Regions from separate parts of the Homo sapiens genome. Here all the other regions are linked to region 2. Evidence: read pairs that join two places in POLR2A ChIA-PET (ENCODE). Cell type or tissue: HepG2. All regions are shown on one strand.

Region 1 (8,000 bases), 320 kb after region 2:
TAATTCAGTACAATGCCTACTATACTCACCCTGCCGAAAATGTCCTCTAGAATCCAGCTGAAATTGCTGATGTAATAACTTGTGAAAACATATTGGCAGAATATACTTCGATTCTGTATGTGTATATGTGTGTTTATTGTGTGTGTGGCTTTAAAAGACAAACAGCCTAGCTCACATATCCTGAATAAAATGAGCTCAAGTAATTATTGAACTTGTGTCAGTTTTATAATCATCAAAGTCTCTTCGGTGTTTATATTAGAGCGTGAGAAAAGTATACATTGTTATGTGTTTCAGAGTGAACCAATGTACTGCCCCTCTAATTTTCCATCAGAGGGAGGAAAAAAGTCGTCTAGAAACTTAACTCTTGTGCATACTGCAAGCCGGGTTCCTTGAGTGCTTCTGGGAAAAACTGGTGGACACAGGTGTTCCTTAGACTGTTAATGCAGAAGTGGTTCTCAGCCTCAGCAACTCACTGCAATCACCTGGGGGTGGTTAACAATTACTGATCCCTAGCCCTATCCCAGCGTTTCTAACATAATTGACTGGCATGCACCCTGGACCCTGGAAGTTTTCAAACCTCGTCACCTGAGTCTAAGAAACAGCTGAGGTTGAGATTACTGTTTTAAAATCTTCAAAAAAATGCACAGCGAAATAAATAAATCTTTTTTAGTTTCCTACAATAAGCCACGTTTCCAGGTCTTAAAACTCCTCTCCAGAATACAGCACAGCAGATGAGTTTGAAAGGAAAAGAAAAAAACTCTCAGATTTTATTGAAAAAATCGATGTGTACTGTTTGAGGTTGGGGGAAAATTCAGGCTTTAATATAAACAAAGGCAGTCTCAGTACAGCAGCCCTGGGAAACTCCCCAATTTAACTTAGCCTTTCAACGATTCTCATCTGCCATAACTGTGGCAGCAGGAATAATAACTGACAATGTACTCTTTATTCACACCAAACACGCCAGTGGACTTCAAAAGGAAATCAACATTTACAGTTTAATTACTGTTTATTCCCTGTATTCAAATCAGCTTTCTTTGGCTACCCCCTTCTAAATGCTCAGAAGGGGATTTAATCATCTGATCTAATTTTTCCAAAGAATAGAAAGTTATCATTACGACAGCACGCTGAAAAAATAATTAAACAAATGCAAAAGAAAGTGTAAAAAATATAACTGCATTGGGTATTTCTGAAGACCTCTGTAAGATAAAGCAGTTCGTTTTTAAGGCAATAATTTAGGGGTTAAAAAGACTGATTCCTACTTTTAACGGAGTTTAGACTTCTGTCTGTGCTGGCAGAATGAAGTGCATTAGTGAAAAATGTTATTGTGCTTAAAGTCAATGTGGCACCACCTACATCAGTGCTGCCTAATAGAAAATTAGGCCAGCTGCTTATATAATTTAAATTTTCTACTAGACACATTAAATTATAAACAGAAACAGGTGAAATTAATTTTAGTTATTTAGTTTTAACCCAATATACCCAAAACATCATTTAAATATGAAATCAATATTAAAAATCATTTATAAGTTATTCTACATTCCTTTTTCTTTTTTGTACTAAGTTTTTGAAATCTGGTATGTACTTTATACTCATAGAGCATCTCAGTGCAGATTTAGTGTCATTTCAATTGCTTATTAGCCACAAATGGGTGGTAGCTACCATATTGGATAGTAGGGGTCTACACAGCAACAATAGTCTGAGAAGTAAAGAAAATGTTTTCCCTTCTGGTTCTTTACTTTTTGGCAAAGCACTTTTAGCTGGGCTACACAGAAAGCTGGGCTTCCTACACTTTGACATTTTCTGTGGCTTTGCTGGAAATGGAAACTATAGTTTGGCCCTTTTCTGCACTACCAAAATTCATGTAGCTTTACATATATATATATATATATATATATTTTAAGTTCTGGGATACATGTGCAGAACATGCAGGTTTATTGCCTAGGTATACACGTGCCATGGTGTTTTGCTGCACCCATCAACTCATCATCTACATTAGGTATTTCTCCTAAAGCTATCCCTCCCCTAGCCTCCCACCCCATGACAGGCCCCAGTGTGTGATGTTCCCCTCCCTGTGTATCATTGTTCAACTCCCACTTATGAGTAAGAACATGCTGTGTTTGGTTTTCTGTTCCTGTATTAGTTTGCTATGAATGATGGTTTCCAGCTTCAGCCATGTCCCGGCAAAGGACATGAACTCATCCTTTTTTATGGCTGCATACTATTCCATGGTGTATATGTGTCACATTTTCTTTATCCAGTCTATCATTGATGGGCATTTGGGTTGGTTGCAAGTCTTTGCTATTGTGAACAGTGCTGCAATAAACATATGTATGCATGTGTCTTTATAGCAGAATGATTTATAATCCTTTGGGTATATACCCAGTAATGGGATTGCTGGGCCAAATGGTATTTCTGGTTCTAGATCCTTGAGGAATCGCCATGCTGTCTCTTCCACAATGGTTGAACTAATTTACACTCCCACAAACAGTGTTAAAGTGTTCCTGTTTCTCCACATCCTCACCAGCATCTGTTGTTTCCTGACTTTTTAATGATCGCCATTCTAACTGGCGTGAGATGGTATCTCATTGTGGTTTTGATTTGCATTTCTCTAATGACCAGTGATGATGAGCTTTTTTCATGTGTTTGTTGCCCACATAAATTTCTTCTTTTGAGAAGTGTCTGTTCATGTCCTTCGCCCACTTTTTGATGGGGTTGTTTTTTTCTTGTAAATTTGTTTAAGTTCCTTGTAGATTCTAGATATTAGCCCTTTGTCAGATGGATACATTGCAAAAATTTTCTCCCATTCTGTAGGTTGCCTGTTCATTCTGATGATAGTTTCCTTTGCTGTGCAGAAGCTCTTTAGTTTAATTAGATCCCACTTGGCAATGTTAGCTTTTGTTGCCATTGCTTTTGGTGTTTTAGTCATGAAGTCTTTGGCCATGCCTATGTCCTGAATGGTATTGCCTAGGTTTTCCTCTAGGGTTTTTATGGTTTTAGGTTTTACGTTTAAGTCTTTAATCCATCTTGAGTTAATTTTTGTATAAAGTGTAAGGAAGGGCTCCAGTTTCTGTTTTCCGCATATGGCTAACCAGTTTTCCCAGCACCATTTATTAAATAGGGAATCCTTTTCCCATTTCTTGTTTTTGTCAGGTTTGTCGAAGATCAGATGGTTGTAGATGTGTGGTGTTATCTCTGAGGCCAAGCAAACTTAATAGACATCTACAGAACTCTCCACCCCAAATCAACAGAATATACATTCTTCTCAGCATCACATCGCACTTATTCTAAAATTGACCACATAATTGGAAGTAAAACATTCCTCAGCAAATGCAAAAGAAAGGAAATCATAACAAACAGTCTCTCAGACCACAGCACAATCAAATTAGAACTCAGGATTAAAAATTCACTCAAAACCCCACAACTACATGGAAACTGAACAACCTGTTCCTGAATGACTACTGGGTAAATAATGAAATTAAGGCAGAAATAAATAAGCTCTTTGAAACCAGTGAGAACAAAAACACAATGTACCAGAATCTCTGGGACACAGCTAAAGCAGTGTTTAGAGGGAAACTTTTAACACTAAATGGCTATAGGAGAAAGTGGGAAAGATCTAAAATCGACACCCTAACATCACAATTAAAAGAACTAGAGAAGCAAGAGTAAATCAAAAGCTAGCAGAAGACAAAAAATAACTAAGATCAGAGCAGAACTGAAGGAGAGAGAGACACGAAAACCCTTCAAAAAATCAATAAATCTCCAGGCGCGGTGGCTCACGCCTGTAATCCCAGCACTTTGGGAGGCTGAGGCAGGCAGATCACCTAAGGTTGGGAGTTCAAGATCAGCCTGACCAACATGAAGAAACCCCGTTTCTACTAAAAACACAAAATTAGCTGGGCATAGTGGCACATACCTGTAATCCCAGCTACTCGGGAGTCTGAGGCAGGAGAATCGCTTGAACCCAGGAGGCAGAGGATGCAGTGAGCCAAGATCGCGCCATTGCACTCTAGCCTGGGCAATAAGAGCAAAACTCTATCTCAAAAAACAAACAAACAAACAAGCAAACAAACCAACAAACAAAAAACAATGAATCCAGGAGCTGGTTTTTTGAAAAGATTAACAAAATAGACCGCTAGCCAGACTAATAAAGAAGAAAAGAAAGAAGAATCAAATAGACACAATAAAAAATGATAAAGGGGATATCACCACAGATCCCACAGAAATACAAACTACCACCAGAGAATACTATAAACACCTCTACACAAATAAACTAGAAAATCTAGAAGAAATGGATAAATTCCTGGACACATACACCCTCCCAAGACTAAATCACGTAGCTTTTCATCAGCCATAAAGAAAGAATCTGATTGAGCCTGGTTTCAGGAATCCCTGAAAATTAACGATAATTTTATCCAACATATAACCTATCCATGTAGAACCAGTGTCTTTGACATCTTCTTTCCCTTTGTTAATAATATTTGTTGATCACACTTGAATGGATCACTCTATCTTTAATAACTGCAGTATATGAAAAATGTTTGCTCCTACTTCACAGGCATTTGAAAGAAGCTTAAGACCTTTTCATGATCCCAGGCGGCACATTCACAATATTATACAAGATCCTGACAATAGACTCAAGCCTCTTAAGCAATGCAAGGGACTACCATTGTAGACAATGTTTTTATAACACCAGAGACACTTGAGCCTATTCTTAACTTTCAATGACCTTTCCAACAGGACTTGTTCAAATTTAACCTAAGTCAACTTTCCATAGTATCTAGAAGAGATCCATGCAATCTTTATCTAGGCCTCTCTCCACACACTCTTTGAAGTTACATTATTTCTTAATCACTCTTCAGCCATTGGTAAATACACTGCCTTCTCCAAATCAAACAAAAAGTCTCCATGTTCTCCAGCTAGTGGATGATGTCAGAAGAAAAATTGAAGGAAACGTTTATATTTATGCCACAAGTCAATACATTGTGACCTTCACTTTAGCTTTCAAGAAAAGCAAATCAGATAACTAGAAATGGCGTAGTTTGTCACAAGAATGTATTTCAAGAACTCAGTTATCAGTTTTGTCATTTTCTAATATCACAGGAGTGTAGTCATTGTGTGCTCTGCAAATATAATTTGCCTTCTTTGCAGTTGCTTCATTTTTCCATGCACAGAGCTTTGCATTTGAAAGTATCTTTGCACGATGTAGCAGAACCCTGTTAAAAAAGATTAGAAATTCTAAAGGCTAAAGGACACATCTTTTCCTCTTCTCTGAAAAATGCAGACTCAACATTAGAGAAGGGCCAGATGCGGTGGCTCACTTCTGTAATCCCAGCACTTTGGGAGGTTGAGGCGGGTGGATCACCTGAGGTCAAGAGTTCGAGACCAGCCTGGTCAACATGGCAAAACCCCCATCTCTACTAAAAATACAAAAATTAGCCAGGTGTGGTGGCACACACCTGTAATCCCAGCTACTTGGGAGTCTGAGGCAGGAGAATTGCTTGAACCTTGGGGACAGAGGTTGCAGTAAGCCAAGATTATGTCACTTCACTTCAGCCTGGGTGACAGAGCAAAACTCCTTCTCAAAAAAAAAAAAAAAAAAAAAAATTAGAAAGGATTTGTATTTTGACATATGCAGTGCACATAAAACCAGAATAAGAACCTACCATGGATTCCTAGTACATCGTGTACTAGGAACTCCCCCTGTAGTTTCACCTCACACAATCCACGATTTTATCTCACTACTTGCTGTCATGTAACCTCCCCTTTGAATGGGATGGCTTTTTCACTGTCCCTTACCCCACCTCCCTCCCTCAACTCCCTACCCTTCCCACCATATACTTATTCCTGCATGCATGCCTTTGCCCATTGTTTTCCACTCACCTAAAATACCCTCAACCCACAAGTAAATCCATAAATATATTAAATATAGGTGAAGATGCTGCACTTTCTACCTTATCTCTTCTAGATTTAGGCTTGCAAGGCTAAATTCCCCAGGCTTCTTTATCCTGAATGATAGCAACCACTGCTTTACTTGGCACTGTAATCAAATTAGCTAGGATTCGCAAATGAATGCTTGATTGAATTGGAAGAAACACTTTTTCGTCTCAGTCATGCTTTATATTGAGCGCTTTATTCAAGGGAAAAAAATTAATTGCATAAGCATAGGTATCTTTTATGTGAAATGTCTGGGGATTTTTATTGTGGTAAAATATATGTAATATCAAACTTACCATTTTAACCATGTCTAAGTGTCCCGTTCAGTGGCATTAAACACAATCAGCTTGTTGTGCAACCATCACCACCATCCATCTCTAGAACTTTGTCATCTTCCCAGACTGAAATTCTATACATTGAAAAGCAACTCCCCACTCTCCCCTGCCACCACGATTCGATTTCTGTCTCTAGGAATTTGACTACTGTAGGAACCTCACATAAGTGGAATCATACAATATTTGTCCTTTTGTGTCTGGCTTATTTCACTTGGCATAATGTCTTCAAGGTTCATCCCTGTTGTAGCATATGTCAGAACTTCATTTCTTCTTAAGGCTACATAATATTCTATTGTATGTATATATCACATTGTCATCCATTCATCTGTTGATGGACATCTGGGTTGTTTCCACCTTTGAGCTATTGCAAATAATGCTGCTGTGAACATTGGCGTACAAATATCGATTCAAGTCCTTGCTTTCAATTCTTTTGTGTATATACCCAGAAATGGAATTGCTGGTTCATATGGTAATTTTTTTTTTTTTTTTGAGACAGTCTCACTCTGTCTCCCAGGCTGGAGCACAGTGGCATGATCTTGGCTCACTACAACCTCCGCCTCCCGGGTTCGAACGATTCTCCTGCCTCAGCCTCCTGACTCACTGGGATTACAGGCACACTCCACCACACCCAGCTAATTTTTTGTAGTTTTAGTAGAGAAGGGGTTTTTACCATGTTGGCCAGGCTGGTTTCGAACTCCTGACCTCAGGTGATCCACCCGCCTCAGCCTCCCAAAGTGCTGGCATTACAGGCATGACCCACCGCACCCAGCCTCATATGGTAATTCTATGTTTAATGTTTTGATGAACCATCATATGGTTTTTCACAGTGCTGCACTCTTACATTCCTTCCATCATGTGCATATAATTTTAAATTATAGCAAAAGATAAATATAAATGTAGATCCTCACTCATTGACACTTTGCTGTTTTTAATCACTGTTTAGGGCAGGTGCAGTGGCTCACACCTGTAACCTCAGCACTTTGGGAGGCTGAGGCGGGTGGATCACCTGAGATCAGGAGCTCGAGAGCAGCCTGGCCAATATGGTGAAACCCTGCCTCTACTAAAAATAGAAAAATTAGCTGGGCATGGTAGCAGGCACCTGTAATCCCAGCTACTCAGGAGGGTGAGGCAGGAGAATAACTTGAACCCAGGAGGCAGAGGTTGCACTGAGCCAAGACCATGTCACTACACTCCAGCCTGGGCAACAAGAGCAGAACTCTGTGTTAAAAAAAAAAAAAAAAAAAAAATTACTGTTTAGTTTCACTAGAATAGTACCAAGAGATGGTAAAAATACCACTCATCCTGAGCCTTTCCCAGAACTTTGGCATTAAAGGGGCTCAGAGCACGTTAGCATCAAACACTCTTCTTGCATGCAGTCTTCTTTGAAGCAACTTTATCTGAGACAAAATTATCAAAGAAAAGGCTCATTTGCCCTTTGAAGATTCCTCTGAACAACTTTTGCTTCCCATCTCCCTCACAGCAAAGTAGAATTCCCATAATTTATTAAAACAAACAAAAAAATTTTCAGAAGTTTCCATAGCAGCTTGCTATTAAATGTTCATGAATAGGCTTTTTTTAAATCTGAAAGGTATTCTATTTCCCTCCTCCCACTATCTCCCACTCCAATCAATCTTGCATCTGCTAACAATTAATTGAATTTAGTTTTAAATACTAACCACATTAACTGCTTCTTATTCAGCTTTGGCACAGAAGTAGGATGTTACCAAAATC
Region 2 (8,000 bases):
AAACTGTGCTTTTTAAAATAGTAAAGATGACATTAAGCCTCTCAAATATTTTCATTTCCTCCCAATTAAAACAGGCAAAAAAAATCTAGTACCAAGAGACCCAAGTTCTGGGCTCCATGATCTACTAGGGCATTGTGGCATCAAGACCCACAAAGTGGACATTTCTGGCCATTATTTCTCTTCTGCTCCAGCAAAAGCCTGTCAACCTCTCTGAACCTCATTTTCTGGATCCTTTCCCAAAAAGAAGGAAGTTGCATGCTTTCTATTTCTAAGAATCTATGCTTCATCTTGATTATTTTCTTTCATAAATCTGAGCTTGGCCAGAAATTAGAAGCCACCTGAACTTTGTAAATAAGGAATTTCCAAGAACACTAACAAGGGAATAACTGTAGGAGAATTTTGGTCCCCAAATCAGGGATGGTCCTTTTTCCACATAAGTTTCAAAAAGTAATAAATAATTCCTATTATAATTAAATGGGTGAAAAGTTTAGAACTCTAAGAGACAAGCATCCAAAAGTAGGGTTTTCCTAGAAAGTCTCTTTATATTTTATGTAAGATGACATTAAGTCATCACCTGCATTGCTTTCTTGGCTTTTGATGATAAAGGAGCTCTCCTCTGTTGTTGTTAAACTTCCAGGCAAGTTTTCGGGCTATCTTCATCCTAGAAGGGCCAATAGACAGAAGATTGCCATTTTCAAGCATTGAACACACAATTGGATCCTTCCTTGACGTCAACTTACCTCCCATTTTATATCTCGGATGATTTCCAGTGGTGACAAAAACATGTATATTTCCTTTCCCACTTAGGGAACTATGAGGTGTGCTTTGACTAGCCAATAGAGATATTACAAAATAGCAAACCCATAAAACTTCTAGAGACTTCACGAATCCTGTAAGAACAGCCTCATTCTCTTCGAATCCTTGGTTATAATTCACATAGATTATCTTGTGGGAATAGAACAAAGTAAGCCTTGCTGTGCCATGCTCTTCTTGTGAAGAGTTCTCTGACTCCTATATTTCAGATGAAGGAATCATTGTAACATGACAATGGTCAGGGAGTGCCCTGCTCCCATGCCCAGAATTGACCTACCATCCTCAAACCAATAAGCTCAAGCCCAGATGATTACCACCTACATGGAAGGTAACTTTTTTTTCAGAAAATAGAAATTTGTTAATATTTTTATAATTGAGATGAAATTCACATAACAAAAATCAACCATTATAAACTGAACAATTCAGACCGATTTATTACATTCACGTGTTGTATAATCATGACCTCTATATAGTTGCAAAACATCTTCGTTACCTCGAAATACAACCCTGGACCCATTGTGCAGTTCCTCCATTCTCCCCTCTCTCCAGTCCCTGGCAAATGTTTGTTTTCAGTCTCTATAGATGTACCTATTCTGGATATTTTATATAAATAAAATCATGTAACATGTGACCTTTTCATTCTAGAAAGATAGCCTTTTAATCATTCCCAAGTTTACTTTAGGAAGGTGTCACGTTTGTGTAAGGAAATACATAATCATATGAATTAACTTATCTAAACAAGAATTTATTGAGACCTAGCATTTGCAAAACATCTAGTGTTTTAGGAGCACAAAAAAGACCTATTAATTATCCTTGTACTCAAAGAAGCTACAGTTTAGAAAGTGGGTAGCAGAGAAAAAAGATCGAGAGCCAAATCCAAGAGGCCACTATTTTTTAGCAATCAAAAGAAGCCTGGCTTATAAGGGAAGCTTGGAGCTTTGAGGTCCTCCATAACTCACATCAATACTAGTTAGGATTCGTGGTTGCAAGTTCCAGAAATATAACTGAATTAGTTTAAAACAAAAAGGGGAAATACCAGGTGTGGTGGCTTATGCCTGTATTCCCAGCACTTTGGGAGGCTGAGGCGGGTGGATCACCTGAGGTCGGGAGTTTGAGATCAGCTTGACCAACATGCACAAAGCCTGTCTCTGTTAAAAATACAAAATTAGCCAGGCATGGTGACACATGCCTGTAATCTCAGCTACTTGCGAGGCTGAGGCAGGAGAATCGCTTGAACCCAGGAGTCAGAGGTTGCAGTGAGCCAAGATCATGTCATTGCACTCCAGCCTGGGCAACAAGAGCAAAACTCCATCTCAAAAAAAAAAAAAAATGTGGGAAGGAATATATTATGGAAAAGCAGGGGTGGCTCACAATGCGTGGTAGTAGAAACGGAGCCCAAACTCAAAGGAGAAGCTTAGGAATTTCCCTTTCTCATCTTGATTGCTATCTTAGTCCATTCAGGCTGCTATGACAAAATACCACAGACTGGGTGGCTTATAAACAACAGTAATTTATTTCTCACAGTTCTGGAGGTTAAGAATCCCAGGTCAAGGCATTGCAGATTTGATGTCTGGTGAGCACTCCCTTTTTCATAGATAGCTGTAATTTCACATGGGGTAAGGGACAAGGGGTTTCTCTGGGGTCCCTTTTATAAGGGCACTTATCCCATTAGGGAGGGCTCCACTGTAATGACATAATCATATCCCAGAGGCCCCACCTTCAAATAACATCATCTTGAGGTTACGATTTTAACATATGAATTTTAGGAGGACATAAACATTCAGTCCATTGCAGCTCCTCTATATATTTAAACGTCAATTCATTCTTTGCTCTCTGTTCACGTGGTGGACAAAAGACAGTGATCCCACAGTTTCCAAGTTTATATCTCCTTTCTTCAAAAGAGGCACTATTACATGAGGCTAAGAACAGGCTCCAGAGTCAGACAGAGGTGAGTTTAAATCCTAATTCTACCATCTACAGGCTGTGTGACACTGGGAAAGTCATTTAACCTCTTGGGCCTCAGTTTCCTCTTCAATAATAATACTGATTTCATAAGGTTCTTAAAAATTTAGTTGGAAAACACATATAAAGATCAATGTTCACCACATAAATCTTCAACAAATATTAATTATTTAATATTATGATTAAAGAGGCCATCCCTAAATGAGTGAGTCTTGATAACAAATCCAGATTTCAAAAAAGAGACTCTGATTGATCCAACTTGGGCCAAGTGCTTCCCTCTCCTCTATCAGTAACAGCCAGAGGGTAGAGTCACAGCTGAGAAAGATGGCTAGCACAGACATTCCTGTGGTAGAGACTCAGGAGCCTGTCTGCAACTGAACCCAGGAGAGAAGATACCAGAATCAGAGAGAAGAGGTGCGGAGTGAAAGTCAGGCCCCTAACCTGCTGAGGGGACAGCTGCCCGTGGATCCCAGGCCACAGAAGAAAAAACTTATTTGCGGCTTTTGGGCCTTAGCTAAAGAGACTCTCTCAGTTGATCTTTGGAACTTGTGCTACTGATTTTTAATTTAGTCAATATTGACTAGTTAACCTCCTGGACTTTGAAATCATTGTTTACTCTCTTTTCTATCACTTTAGCTTGTTTGGATTATTCTTTTATTCTCTCTGACCTTTAGTTTCAGATTTTCCTTTATCTTAGTTGTTCTTACCTCATGGTTTGCTTGCTGCCTTCTGCTTTTTTTTTTTTTTTTTTTTTTTTTTTTGGTGGCAGGGAGGGGTTGGGTTCATTTATGTAACCTAGTTTCTTGTATCATTTTATCTTTATTTAACTGTTCTTTTTTATTGTTTTATTGCTACTTTTAAACCTTTTTATTATCTACAATTTTTAGTTTTCTGAAATTCTACCAGTGAAAAGTGAAGAGGAAGGAGTTCAGCTGACAGGATGACCCCTTTGACCCCAAAAGACGGATCGGGGCTCATTTCCATTTCAACCATCCTGTAGGGGCCCCCAGACCCTGATGCTGATCTACAGAAATCTCACAGAAACTCTGCATAATTTAGTTTAGAAAGGTGTTTACAGATCCCCTCGGTTAAGGATTACACATCAGGCTGCTTCTCACCATACTTTGTTTCTGCTTTTCTAGGATAAAGTGCCTCCCTTCAGCAGATTGAGTAGGCGGTGAGTCCTATTCTGGAGAAAAAAGGTTTGTAGCTCTGCCAAAGAATCAGTGAAACAGGATGCAGCATTCCAGATGAAAGAGGCCTTCTCATCACTGTGGAGCTGCAGAGCTCAGCCCTAGGACCTTCTCTTCTCTGTCTTCATTCAGTTATTGATTTCTTAGGTACTATCCACATACTGATGACTCCCAAATCTATATTTTCAGAACACAACCTCTCTCCTGAACTCTATAGTGCTAACCTCCCACTTGACATCTCAATTTCAATGTTCAATAGGCATCTCAAACTTAGCATATCCAAAACTAAATTACTGATCTTTCCCCCTGCTGAACCAGCTCCTCCCAAAGTCTTTCCCATCTCAGATAATAGTAACATCATCTTTCTCTTACAGCCCATATCCAATCAGTCAACAAATTCTATTGGTTCTACTTCAAACCTTGATCACCTCTAACCTGGAATAGTGCAGTAGCTTACTTACTGGTCTCTCTGCTTATATCCCTGCCTCCTACAGTCTACTTATTATACAACAGCTGCAGTGATCCTTTAGAAATATTTATCAGACTGTATTATTCTGCTGAGAACTTTCAATGGTTCCTCATCAGCTGGTTTCCTCGTTCCTCCAACACAATCACGCTCCCTCTATAAAGCCTTTGTATTTGTTCTTCTCTCTTTCTGGAACGCTCTTCTATCAGATATTCACATAGCTTAATCTCTCACTTCTTCAGGTTCATGCTCAAATACCAGTTCATCATCCTGTACAAAATATTAATAGTACCCACTTCATCATTTTATCCCCTTCCTCACTTTATTTTTCTTTATAGTACTTATCACTATCTGCCATACTTGCTTATTATCAGTCTCCCCTAACTAAAATATTAGGTTGGTGCAAAGTAATTGCAGTTTTTCCCACTACTTTCCATGGCAAGAACCACAGTTACCTCTGCACCAACCTAATACAAGCTCCAATAGAAGAAAAGTTACTTTTTTCAATTTTTTTCTTGCTGTATCTCTAATGTCTGTGTCTGTAATGGCATTAGAAAATACTCAATAATTGTTTGAATACACTAAATAATTAAATAAGTGATTTTAATCCTGGTATTATAGTTCAAGCAGCATTTTTTTTTTTTTTTTTTGAGATGGAGTTTCACTCTTGTTGCCCAGGCTGGAGTGCAATGGCACAATCTTGGCTCAATGCAACCTCCGCCTCTTGGGTTCAAGTGATTCTCCCCACTCAGCCTCCTAAGTAGCTGGGACTACAGGCATGCGCCACCATACCTGGCTAATTTTTGTATTTTTAGTAGAGACGGGATTTCGCCATGTTGGTCAGGCTGGTCTTGAACTCCTGACCTCAGGTGATCCACCCACCTTGGCCTCCCAAAGGGCGGAGATTACAAGTGTGAGCCACCATGCCCGGACCTCAAGCAGCATTTTCAAACAGTTTATATAAAAAGAGGGTGCTAAGATGCGGGGAAAAGAAAATTTAAAAAGAAGGTGACAACTGCATCAATCCTTGAATGAACTACCATTGTATGCAGGCACTGTGCCAGATGTCTCTTGTGGGTTATTTCTTTTAATCTTAAATGTTATAAGATAATTGACAATATTGGTTCAGATCTAGTAGATTCTTTGAAACTTATCACTCATTATCTATTATCTTTTCACTCAAGCTGTAGTATTATTCATTGTCAAGAGACATAGACTTTAGAAAATAAACTTGCTGACCAGGAGGGGTGGCTCATGCCTGTAATCCCAACACTTTAGGAGGCTAAGGTGGGTGGATCATTTGAGGTCAGGAGTGTGAGACCAGCCTGGCCAACAAGGTGAAACCCCGTCTCTACTGAAAATACAAAAAAATTAGCCGGGCGTGGTGGCGCATGCTATAATCCCAGCTACTCAGGAGGCTGAGGCACGAGAATTCCTTAAACCCAGGAGGTGGAGGTTGCAGTGAGCCGAGATCCTGCCACTACACTCCAGCCTTGGTGACAGAGTGAGACTCTGTCTCAAAAAAAAAAAAAAAAAGAAAGAAAGAAAGAAAGAAATGTGCTAATCTTAATGTTGTATGCTTTTCCTCCTGCTATAAGGAAAGCAATTATGGCAGGTAAAGGCAAGCTGACCATATTTATCCTAAAGAATTCAAAATAAAATCTAATTCATGAAAAAGGGTACAAAGTATTATGGATAATACAATCAAAGGAGAAATTAACCTCAACATGTACAATCAAGGAAGATCTTACTAGAAGCTAGCACTTGATCTAAGCCTCAAATAATTGACATGCTTTGTAAACTCAGAAGTTTGATACAAGGCAAGTTACAGTGTAAGGAAAGACAAAGAACTCTTAAAAAGCATGGTATGCAAGAAACCTTGTAAGGCAGTCCCCACTGATCTCCACCTCCTCACATTTACGTAGTTGTGTAATATTCTCCACTTGAATATGAGTAGGACCTATGACTTACTCCTAGCCAACAGAATATGGCAAAGGTAGGTGGGATGTCGCTTCCATAATTAGGTTACATGATTGTGACTTCTGTCTTTTTATTTACTTATTTATTTTGAGACAGAGTCTTGCTCTGTCGCCTAGGCTGGTTGCAGTGGCTCAATCTAGGCTCACTGCAACCTCTGCCTCCTGGGTTCAAGCAATTCTCCTGTCTCAGCCTCCTGAGGAGCTGGGATTACAGGCACCCGCCACCCCGCCTGGCTAATTTATATATATATATATATATATATATATATATATATATATATATATATATATATTTTTTTTTTTTTTTTAGACGAAGTCTCGCTCTGTCGTCCAGGCTGGAGTGTAGTGCCGCGATCTCGGCTCACTGCAAGCTCCGCCTCCCGGATTCACACCATTCTCCTGCCTCAGCCTCCCGAGTAGCTGGGACTACAGGCGCCTGCCATCACGCCTGGCTAATTTTTTTTTGTATTTTTAGTAGAGATAGGGTTTCACCGTGTTAGCCAGGATGGTCTCGATCTCCTGACCTCATGATCCGCCCGCCTCAGCCTCCCAAAGTGCTGGGATTACAGGCATGAGCCACCGTGCCCGGCCTAATTTTTATATTTTTAGTAGAGACGGGGGTTTCACAATATTGGTCAGGCTGATCTCGAACTCCTGACCTCAGATAATCCACCTGCCTCGGCCTCTGAAAGTGCTGGGATTACAGGTGTGATCCACCGCACCTGGCCAAGTCTGTTAGCAGACTCCCTATTGCTTTCTGGCCAAGTCTGTCAGCAGACTCCCTATTGCTTTCTGGCCAAGTCTGTTAGCAGACTCCCTATTGCTTTCTCAGCATGTATGCTTTGATGAAAAAAGCTGTGATTTTGGAAAAGCCCATGTGTCAAGAAACGGAGACAGTCTCTAGCCAATAGACAGCAAGGAACTCAGGCCCTCAGTCTAACAGCCTTTCACACTCAAGCCTTCTGATGAGAGCTCAGTTCTCACCAACACATTGATTCCAGCCTTACGAGGGACTCTATCTCAGAGAATCCAGCTAAGTCGTGCCAGTATTCCTGATCCACAGAAACAGCGAGATAATAAATGTGTGTTGTTTTAAGCCGCTAAATTTTGTCATAATTTGTTACAAAGCAAGAAATAATTACTTTAATTTAGGACCAATGATACATTTGCATTTTCCCCAAAATCTTTTTTGTAACAAACCTTTTAATTTGTAGTTCAAGCATTTATTTAGTAAATATTTATTAAGAGTCTGTTTTTTGTAATTATTGTTGTTATAGTAAATATAAAGGCTGGGACTATCAATCAGAGAAAGACCTCTCCTCGAGAAGACTGGTCCAGGTAGGTAAGATGTGCTCACAAATAATTAAAACAAGGTAGAAGCTACATGCTAAACTACAGGGAATAGCTGGGGATGATCTATCAAGAATGTATGGTGGAAGTGCACTGAATTGGGTCTTGAAAAGCAGGTTGGGCATATAGAGATACACAATGGAATGTTTATAAGCAAATACATGGAGGTGAGAATTATGGGGCATGTACAACAGATGATAAACAATTTCTTTCACTACCGAGTGGGACACATTTAGG
Region 3 (8,000 bases), 360 kb after region 2:
ATAGGCCTCTGCCAATTCCACAGGCAGCTCTGCAGCTGGGATGATCCTTTACCGTTGGCCTGGCCTTCATCTACTCCCCATAGACCCATCACAGGATGCAGGTTACCCCCAAGGAGGGGGTGTGTTCTAGGACAAGGTGGGTCCTCAGGGAAAGGACTTGCTGAGAACATGATAGCCACCAACACTTCCACATATGGTGACTGAATGCCCTCTCTGTCCTGAAGTGGCAATCTGGGCAGAACACCACACCCACATATGGACTATTTTGATAGAATAATTTATAAATAACTTAAAATACATGAGCATGTGGACCAAGACTGGAAAGTAATAAGCAAATGAAAATTGTCATTAAAATGGTAGTGCTTGCAGGCATGGTGGCTGATCCCTGTAATCCTGGGACTTTGGGAGGCTAAGGTGGGAGGATGCTTGAGCCCAGGAGTTCCAGGCTGCAGTGAGCTATGATCACACCAATGAACTCCAGTCTGGGCAACAGAGCAAGACCATGTCTCTAAAAAATAATAAAAATTGGCCAGGTGCGGTGGTTCATGCTTGTAATCCCAGCACTTTGGGAGGCTGAGGCAGGCAGATCACCTGAGGTCGGGAGTTCGAGACCAGCCTGGCCAACATGCTGAAACCCCGTCTCTACTAAAAATACAAAAATACAGGCGTGGTGGTGTGGGCCTGTAATCCCAGCTACTCGGGAAGCTGAAGCAGGAGAATAGCTTGAACCCAGGAGGCGGAGGTTGCAGTGAGTCGAGATTGTGCCACCGCATCTCAGAGTCTGGGCGACAGAGTAAAACTCCGTCTCCAAAGAAATAATGATAATAATAAAATTGTAAATAGTATTTCTATAATGTATTTTTCTCTTTTTTCAAAGTTGAATACAAGGATGTGGTCAACTATACTGTTCTTACCGTTGAAAAAGAAGTGCTGAGGCCAGGCATGGTGGCTCACACCTGTAATCCCAGCACTTTGGGATGCCGAGGCAGCTGGATCACTTGTGGTCAAGAGTTCAAGACCAGATTGGGCGACATGATGAAACCCCGTCTCTACTACAAATACGAAAATTAGCCATTGTGGTGGCACACGCCTGTAATCCCAGCTACTCAGGAGGCTGATGTGGGAGAACTGAACCCTGGAGGTGGAGATTGCAGTGAGCCAAGATGGCGCTACTGTGCTCCAGCCTGGGCAACAAAGCAACACTATGTTTTAAATAAATAAATAAGTGCTGAGATCTCAGAAAATACAATGCCTAGCTTCAGAATACCATATATTATATATTCATATGGCTATAATGATTCCCCACCTGTTTATCTGTCCTAATGCAAGGAGCTTCCTTTCATAGTGATGCCAGGCACTGCTCTAAGTAATTTTATGTATCCTAACTTATTAAATCTCCTCAACCACCCTAAAATAAGTACCTTTATAAACTCCATTTTACAGAAAAGGAAACAACTGAGTTTCCAAGAGTTTAAGTAATTCAAGATCTACACAGCTAATAATTGTGAAACTGGGACTTGAACCCGTGTACTATGACTCTCAAATCCTGGCTCTTACCAATCCTGGGCTACCACCTACTACACACATTTATTTCACACCGTGTCCCTGAAGTCCCCTCAGCATGATAGTAATTTGTCTTCTCACATTTTTTCTTTAAAAAAAAAAACAAAACAAAAAAACTAGAGTAGTAAAGCTGTCAATGCATGACTATGCTAAGGCATAAGGGATACAAAAAAATGCCTTCAAGTTTCCTATTTTAAAGTCTTTTGAGATTTAAAGGCTTTTAGATGCCAGTGGAGATTGTAAGAATAAAGTTATGCTATTTTTCTTTAAAGAATCAAGTCCCTCTTCTGCTTTCAACACAAAATAGGAAGGTCTATGAATACCGTTTGAAGGATGACTCAGAGACAAAGCTTTACCCTCCCAAGAGACATAAGAGAACTAGACTACCTCTGGGACTCAAGAGGGTATTGCTGTTGAGCTGATTCACTAGGAACTGTTTCTGGTCCTCTGGGAAACTATGGAAAATTCAATTAAAGTTCATTAGCATTCTGAAAGCTAATTTTTTCACCAACATACCTGAGCGAATTTTCATATTCCAAATTCCCAGTGAATTTTTTAAAAGATGAATTCCCAACCTCAAAAATGGTCTTTTTTTTTCCCAGAATGCCCAAGCAATTCAGAATCTCTGTTTCACAGGAACACACAATGCATGTGCCAGTTGAACAAGGCCTTCAAAAGGTCCACAGGTCGGTTGTCTCAATAGATAACTTTATTTGAAATGAAATGCATTTTGAAAATATGAAAAATAAATCACATCTCCCCAAAATCATCTAAGAGACATATTTACACAAGTTCTGACCATGCTAAAAAATTCATGAATGTGATGGTGTATAAAGCATTTGGTACATGATGATACTTGCTTTCCAGAAGCTGGCATTTGCATATTATAAAACGTTAAGAAGAAGGCTGACCTCGGAATGTAACAGACAATAGTTTTATGTTTCTTCTCAATATACAGTGACCTGGAAGGACTCCCTGTTGTTAAAACCTGCTTCCCCACTGCTCAGCCTGCCATCAGCCATCCAGCTGCAGAGCAGTGGAGAGTAGGTCTCACCAGTTTTTGTGCAGATGCTTCTAACCCAGAGTCCTTCTGCTTACTTCATTGGACAATATTGCCCTTTCTAAGAAAACCCTTTTAGATCCTGTACTCCACTTAGCAAATGCCCTGCCAGCAAAGTCACAGATGACTTTTTTACCCAATCTTAGGTAAATCTGGATTATCTGCCCAACCGTGCAAGTCAATAAGCCACCCTTGAAAACTGTGTCAAGATTTGAGGAAACAGGTCTTAAGAACCTATCCAACACATGATTCCATAACCAATACATCTTAGGTTGTTTTAGGCAAATAGGTGTATCTCTTGAATCACTGATGGATTCAATATCAAGATCTATAATTTTCACGTTTAAAATTTACTCTGCCGAGGACATTTTATTGGTAAAGCAAAAACCAGTTAGTTTGACACACACGAAAAAGAAAACAAATGTTCACAGTCCTATCTTCGTAGGATTCTGTGCTATAAAATTGCTCCAGGTTCAAGTCTTAGACCACTCTTCTAAGGCTGCTACTGAATATAATATTAACACTGGAGCCAAGCTAAAACTACATGACTTTTCCCCTAGGGACAGAAAACAAGGGATGTGTTTGAACTCATACACTTGCAGCAAACTTTACTGTCAGATATAAAATTAGGGCTTTCTCTTAAAGGGCTTCTTTAAGAGAAATACAGAGTGTTTGGTATATGAGAGAAAAAAAGTTAAAACAGGACTTTCAACTTAATCCAGACTTCCTAACAGTGTTTACATGTGAGGGAAACTCCTTTAAGTAATGCGTAGTTTTTATTTTTACCATCATTGGAGACAAAAAAAACAAAAACATAAACATCTGAAGTGAAATTATAAAGATGGCTTGATTTCTACATTAGAGAATCCCAGCTTGCTCAATGAGGAAAATGTTCATTTTAAAAGGGCCCCTTATAGACATTTGCTCTTTGACGTCAGCACTCCCCATAGAGCACACCCAGATCTAAATGGATTTCCACTAAGAAAGTCTGTTTAAGAAACTTCATCATGATGTTTAGCCTGTCCCAGAATTCATTGTTCTCAGGGAATGACATGAGAGCAAAGAAAAGGAACACTCAGTGAGGCAAGAGACAGCATCTCCCAGATGCTGGGAAGTTACACATTTTGTCCTTCCTTCCTTTGTCCCAACAGTTATTGAGCTCACTGTGTATGAGGCTTGGTGCCAACACAAGTTCAAGGACAAAAGTTCAGTTTCCAGATGGAACATTACTCTTAATTTTCCAACTTTTTACATTTTATGTTTATTTAAGGAGCGGGTCTTCTATTGGATCTGCCCTTTCGGTTGAAAAATGCATTTTTTACCTTTTTCCATGAAGCTGATTTGTCAGGCTTCAAAATATCTTAGGTGGTTTTGTATCATTTTCTTACAGGTAGAATAGAGCCACTGGGACATTAAATGATGTACATTTATATTTTGTTTTGTTTAGTCTTATTGAGCGTGTTTGCTTTTTTGCTCTGGAAAAATTATTAATAATAATTTCAAAGGTGTCAAAACAATAAAAGCCATTCTACTTCTAATTTCTTAGATTTCACATTAAATGCTAAGAGGGGTTCAGAATAGAAAATGATAAAGGTCAACATAAATATCACAGCAGACTAAGGAACAAGGGCTACAGAAAGTCAAGAAACCATTATTCTGGGGCCGGGTGTGGTGGCTCACACCTGTAATCCTAGCACTTTGGGAGGCCAAGGCAGGTGGATCACCTGAGGTCAGGAGTTCGAGAACAGCCTGACCACTATGGTGAAACCCCATCTCTACTAAAAATACAAAAATCAGCCGGGCGTGGTGGCATTCACCTGTAGTCCCAGCTACTCAGGAGGCTGAGACAGGAGAATGGCGTGAACCCAGGAGGCAGAGGTTGCAGTGAGCCGAGATCGTGCCACTGCACTCCAGCCTGGGTCACAGGGCGAGACTCCATCTCAAAAAAAAAAAAAAAAAAAGAAACCATGATTCCGGTGGCCCTATTAAGAACCATGGCCACCACGGGCGAAGAAAAAGAAATCCAGCCACCAAGAGGGAGCCTAGGCGCATCTTTTTAAGCAATGAAATTACCTAGCCCCATATGTAAGCTAACAACATACAAATGCCTTTTTTAAAACCTACATCAATCTTAATTTGTAAAAATATTTGGTATGGATTTTTTTTTTTTAGTACAAGAATTAAAAAAAAATCCTCCATTGGGAAAAAACTGTGGTTCATTTGGAGCTATTATGATTTGCATGCATTAAAAATATAGTACTATGAGGTACTCCTCAAAAAGTACAGCCACAGTTCTAAGGAAGCTGAACCAAACTTGATTTAAGAAATCTTTAGATGTGGCTCTCATTTCATATACATATATACATACATACACATATATACATATTCATATATGTGTACACACATGTTCTCATATATGTATATATACATACATATTCATATATGTGTATACATATATACATATGAAACAAGTTTTTAAATGTTGGCAGCATATTTTCACAACTGCAACCTAAACAACCACTGGAAGTGGGGGTCCACTTAAGTTTTGTTTGCCATTAGCTTAATAGGGGAAAGCTATTTTAATTTTCCCTGCAACTTTTTGGATATGAGTTATGATCTCAAAATGTCATTTAACTATTGCACTAAAAAGTAATTTGACCTTGGAACTCCTTTCTAGATGGAAGGAGAATAAAGACATCTGTAGCATGTAATTCTATTTTTATTTCTTGACTACATAACCTAGCAGTGGTCTAATACTGACCGTTTCAATTTAAATGCTGGAAAAATACTGACCAAGACTTTCTGTGAAAAAGATAATGGAAAACAGAAACCAGTTAGTAAAGCCATGCAAATAGGAAGTGATTTTCAGCCCCAAGAGGACTTTGTATCATCTATGGCTCCATTTAAACCCAAGTAGCATCTGTCCTGGTGGATTTTGAACATCCTTTTGATTTAACACAGAAGAAGGTTTGTTCTACCTTTAAAAGCATATCCTCTTTTTTCCCCCAACAGACTCCTCAACAAGTGGCTTCTAAGACAAGACTGGGGTTGTTTTCTTACTGAAAATCCTGTGTTTATCCAGTCTTTTCCTTTTCAATTTCTGAGTTTAGCTTACCTAACAGCAAAACAGAATCCTCAAATTTCTCACAGAGCAATGAAAAGCAAAACAGTTGGTTTCTCTGATCAACATCATTTTCAGTATGAAAACAAAAGTTATGACTCCTAGACCTTTGAAATATTTACAAATTGTACTTTAAACAACGAGATTTTTCAGTGTGCTTCTAAAACAAAGTAAAGGGATCAGAAAATGTGGTTCAAGTCAAGTGTGCAAAGCTCTCGAAGAAAGGTCCTGCAGCCTGGACAGGAGTACAAATATTCTCTTATACAAGTTAAATGTACTCTTTTCCTCCACAACATTTTTGAAATGAAACAGCAAATGCATTTATACTCACAAATCAGTCAAAAGGCCTCTTCTCCTTATTAAGCCCTTTACACACAGATGATAAAAGCAAGGTTTTCCTACAATAGATGTGGCCCTACCACATATTCAAGATACAATCATCCTACCATCAGTTAGGTTATGCTTTAAATATTTTGAAATCAGGTATCCTTAACTACTGATTTCCTTTTAGAAACTATCTTGAGTGTTAGATTTTCATAATTACACCATTTTTAACTTTTAGCTTTTTAAACTTCTAGACAAACTATATGTTTAAGCAAAAACAAAAATAAAAATCCTCAAAAAAAGTAATATCAGAGTTTTAATTTCAACCAGCTGGCACAACAATGAAAGTGTCAGACTTTCTGAAAGTACTCGAGAAATAATGAATAAATTCTTAATGTTTTCCCCTCCACCGCCCTTTTTTATTCTCCAAGATTAGGAATTACTACGGATTAGGTTTTTGAAAATAAAGTTTCCTTTTTGGAAAATGGTCTACATTCAGAAATGTCTTAGAACAAGCATTTAAAAAAAAACTAATAAATAATCATAAATCAAAATACATTAAAATAAAATTACAGTACATCATCGCTCCTAGAAAATTCACCATACAAGACGATCCTTTCAAAGGTTCATAAATAAAAGTCTTCTTGACTCGAAATCGTTTCCTGCATCGTGATGAAAAGTATGCAGAAAACTAAGAAGAATCGCAAGTTTTCAGTAGGGTGATGTCCAAACTACTTGATCTGGTGCGGGGCGGAGAGACTGTTTTGCTTTTGATCCAAGTGAAGACAATAGAAATGTGCTCGTCCCACTTCCTCAAGTCCTCAAAACCTGGAAAGAAATGACACCGAGTGAAGTAGGTGGCTAAGAACCCTCCGAGACCAGTTCTGTTCGGGCCAGTCCGCCTGACAAAGCGGGCTCAGAAAGACACCGTGGTGTTTCCCTCAACTGCCCAAACATATAGTCAAGTGGGGCTGGGGGACGCACCACGGGACAAGGACGGTCGTGATGGGCGCGGGCGCGGGCGCGGTCCGCGAGGCCCCCTGCCTGGCCCGGATCTCCCCAGCCTCCCCTCTCTGCCCAGCTCTCCTGGCCCCAGCTTGTTTCTGTTTCTTCCATTGCCCCAGAAACTTGGTATGAGTTTTGATTTCTCCATACAGGAGCCGAACCTGTGAACAAGCTTCCTACTCCTCCCAACTCACTACCCCCGAGACCCACTCCTCGGGAGCGCGAGTGCCGGGACCTTACCTTGTCTTGCCCGGGAGCTGCCCCTTTCAGGCAGAGTTGGAGGTGCTGCGGAGAAGCCGGTGCCCGTGCGGCTGCGAGTGCGGCTGTGGGTGTGGGTGCGGTATTTGGTGCGGATGCGGGTGCGGGTGAGGGTGTGGGTGCGAGTGAGGATGAGAGTGTGGATGTGGATGTGGATGCGGATACGGGTGGAGCTGCTGGGGCTGAGGCTTGGGTTGGGGCTGAGGCTGGGGTTGTGATTGGGGCTGGGGTTGCGGCTGAGGCTGAGGCTGGGGTTGGGGCTGGAGCTGCGGCTGCGGCTGCGGCTGCGAGGGGGGCTGCTGCTGGACCAGGTGCTGCTGCTTCTGCCGCGTGGATTTGACCGCCAGGATGGCCTGACGATTCTTGTACTGCACCATCTGCAGCGTGATCTCGGCGTTCCAGCCCTGGTCTTGCGGGCACCGAAAGTCGATCTCCTTGCCCTCTGCCATCACCACAGTGAAGTACATGTACTTGCCCTTGCGCTCCACACAGTCCACGGTCTTCATGTTGGAGAAGTGCAGTTCCTTGAGCTTGACCGGCGGCTCGAGGCTGGCGACAGCGGGGCCACTGGGTTGGGACGGCTCGGCCGGCCCCTGCCCGGGCTGTTGTTGCTGCTGCTGCTGCTGCTGTTGCTGCTGCTGCTGCTGGTGTTGCAGCTGCTTGGGCGGG

What was found. Peaks named below come from ENCODE experiments on the same cell type or tissue, not always from the same donor. Only the 100,000 strongest peaks of a DNase experiment are listed, where the experiment ranks them.
Region 1: POLR2A ChIA-PET joins it to region 2 with 19 read pairs; 3 of 35 experiments call an interaction of 5 or more read pairs at or near these places.
Region 3: POLR2A ChIA-PET joins it to region 2 with 11 read pairs; 15 of 35 experiments call an interaction of 5 or more read pairs at or near these places.

The regions. Positions count from the first base shown.
Region 1 is chr12:75,985,692-75,993,691 of GRCh38, forward strand. No RefSeq gene overlaps it. Among named protein-coding and RNA genes, the nearest start is that of PHLDA1-AS1, 41 kb to the right of the region's middle. In HepG2, no CTCF peak of the experiment used is centred here; DNase peaks (open chromatin) are centred at 510, 820 and 4,920.
Region 2 is chr12:75,663,146-75,671,145 of GRCh38, forward strand. LOC105369844 (a long non-coding RNA gene) reads right to left here. Exons shown (of 16, transcript XR_007063375.1): 7 at 575-661. Among named protein-coding and RNA genes, the nearest start is that of KRR1, 160 kb to the left of the region's middle. In HepG2, no CTCF peak of the experiment used is centred here; DNase peaks (open chromatin) are centred at 3,346 and 3,906; H3K4me3 peaks cover 653 bases.
Region 3 is chr12:76,023,197-76,031,196 of GRCh38, forward strand. PHLDA1 (pleckstrin homology like domain family A member 1) reads right to left here. Exons shown (of 2, transcript NM_007350.3): 1 at 7,314-8,000; 2 at 2,251-6,896. The coding sequence ends at 7,340. PHLDA1-AS1 (PHLDA1 antisense RNA 1) reads left to right here and starts at 7,298. Exons shown (of 2, transcript NR_186034.1): 1 at 7,298-7,398; 2 at 7,715-8,000. In HepG2, no CTCF peak of the experiment used is centred here; DNase peaks (open chromatin) are centred at 1,957, 3,775 and 5,525; H3K4me3 peaks cover 3,336 bases; H3K27me3 peaks cover 335 bases.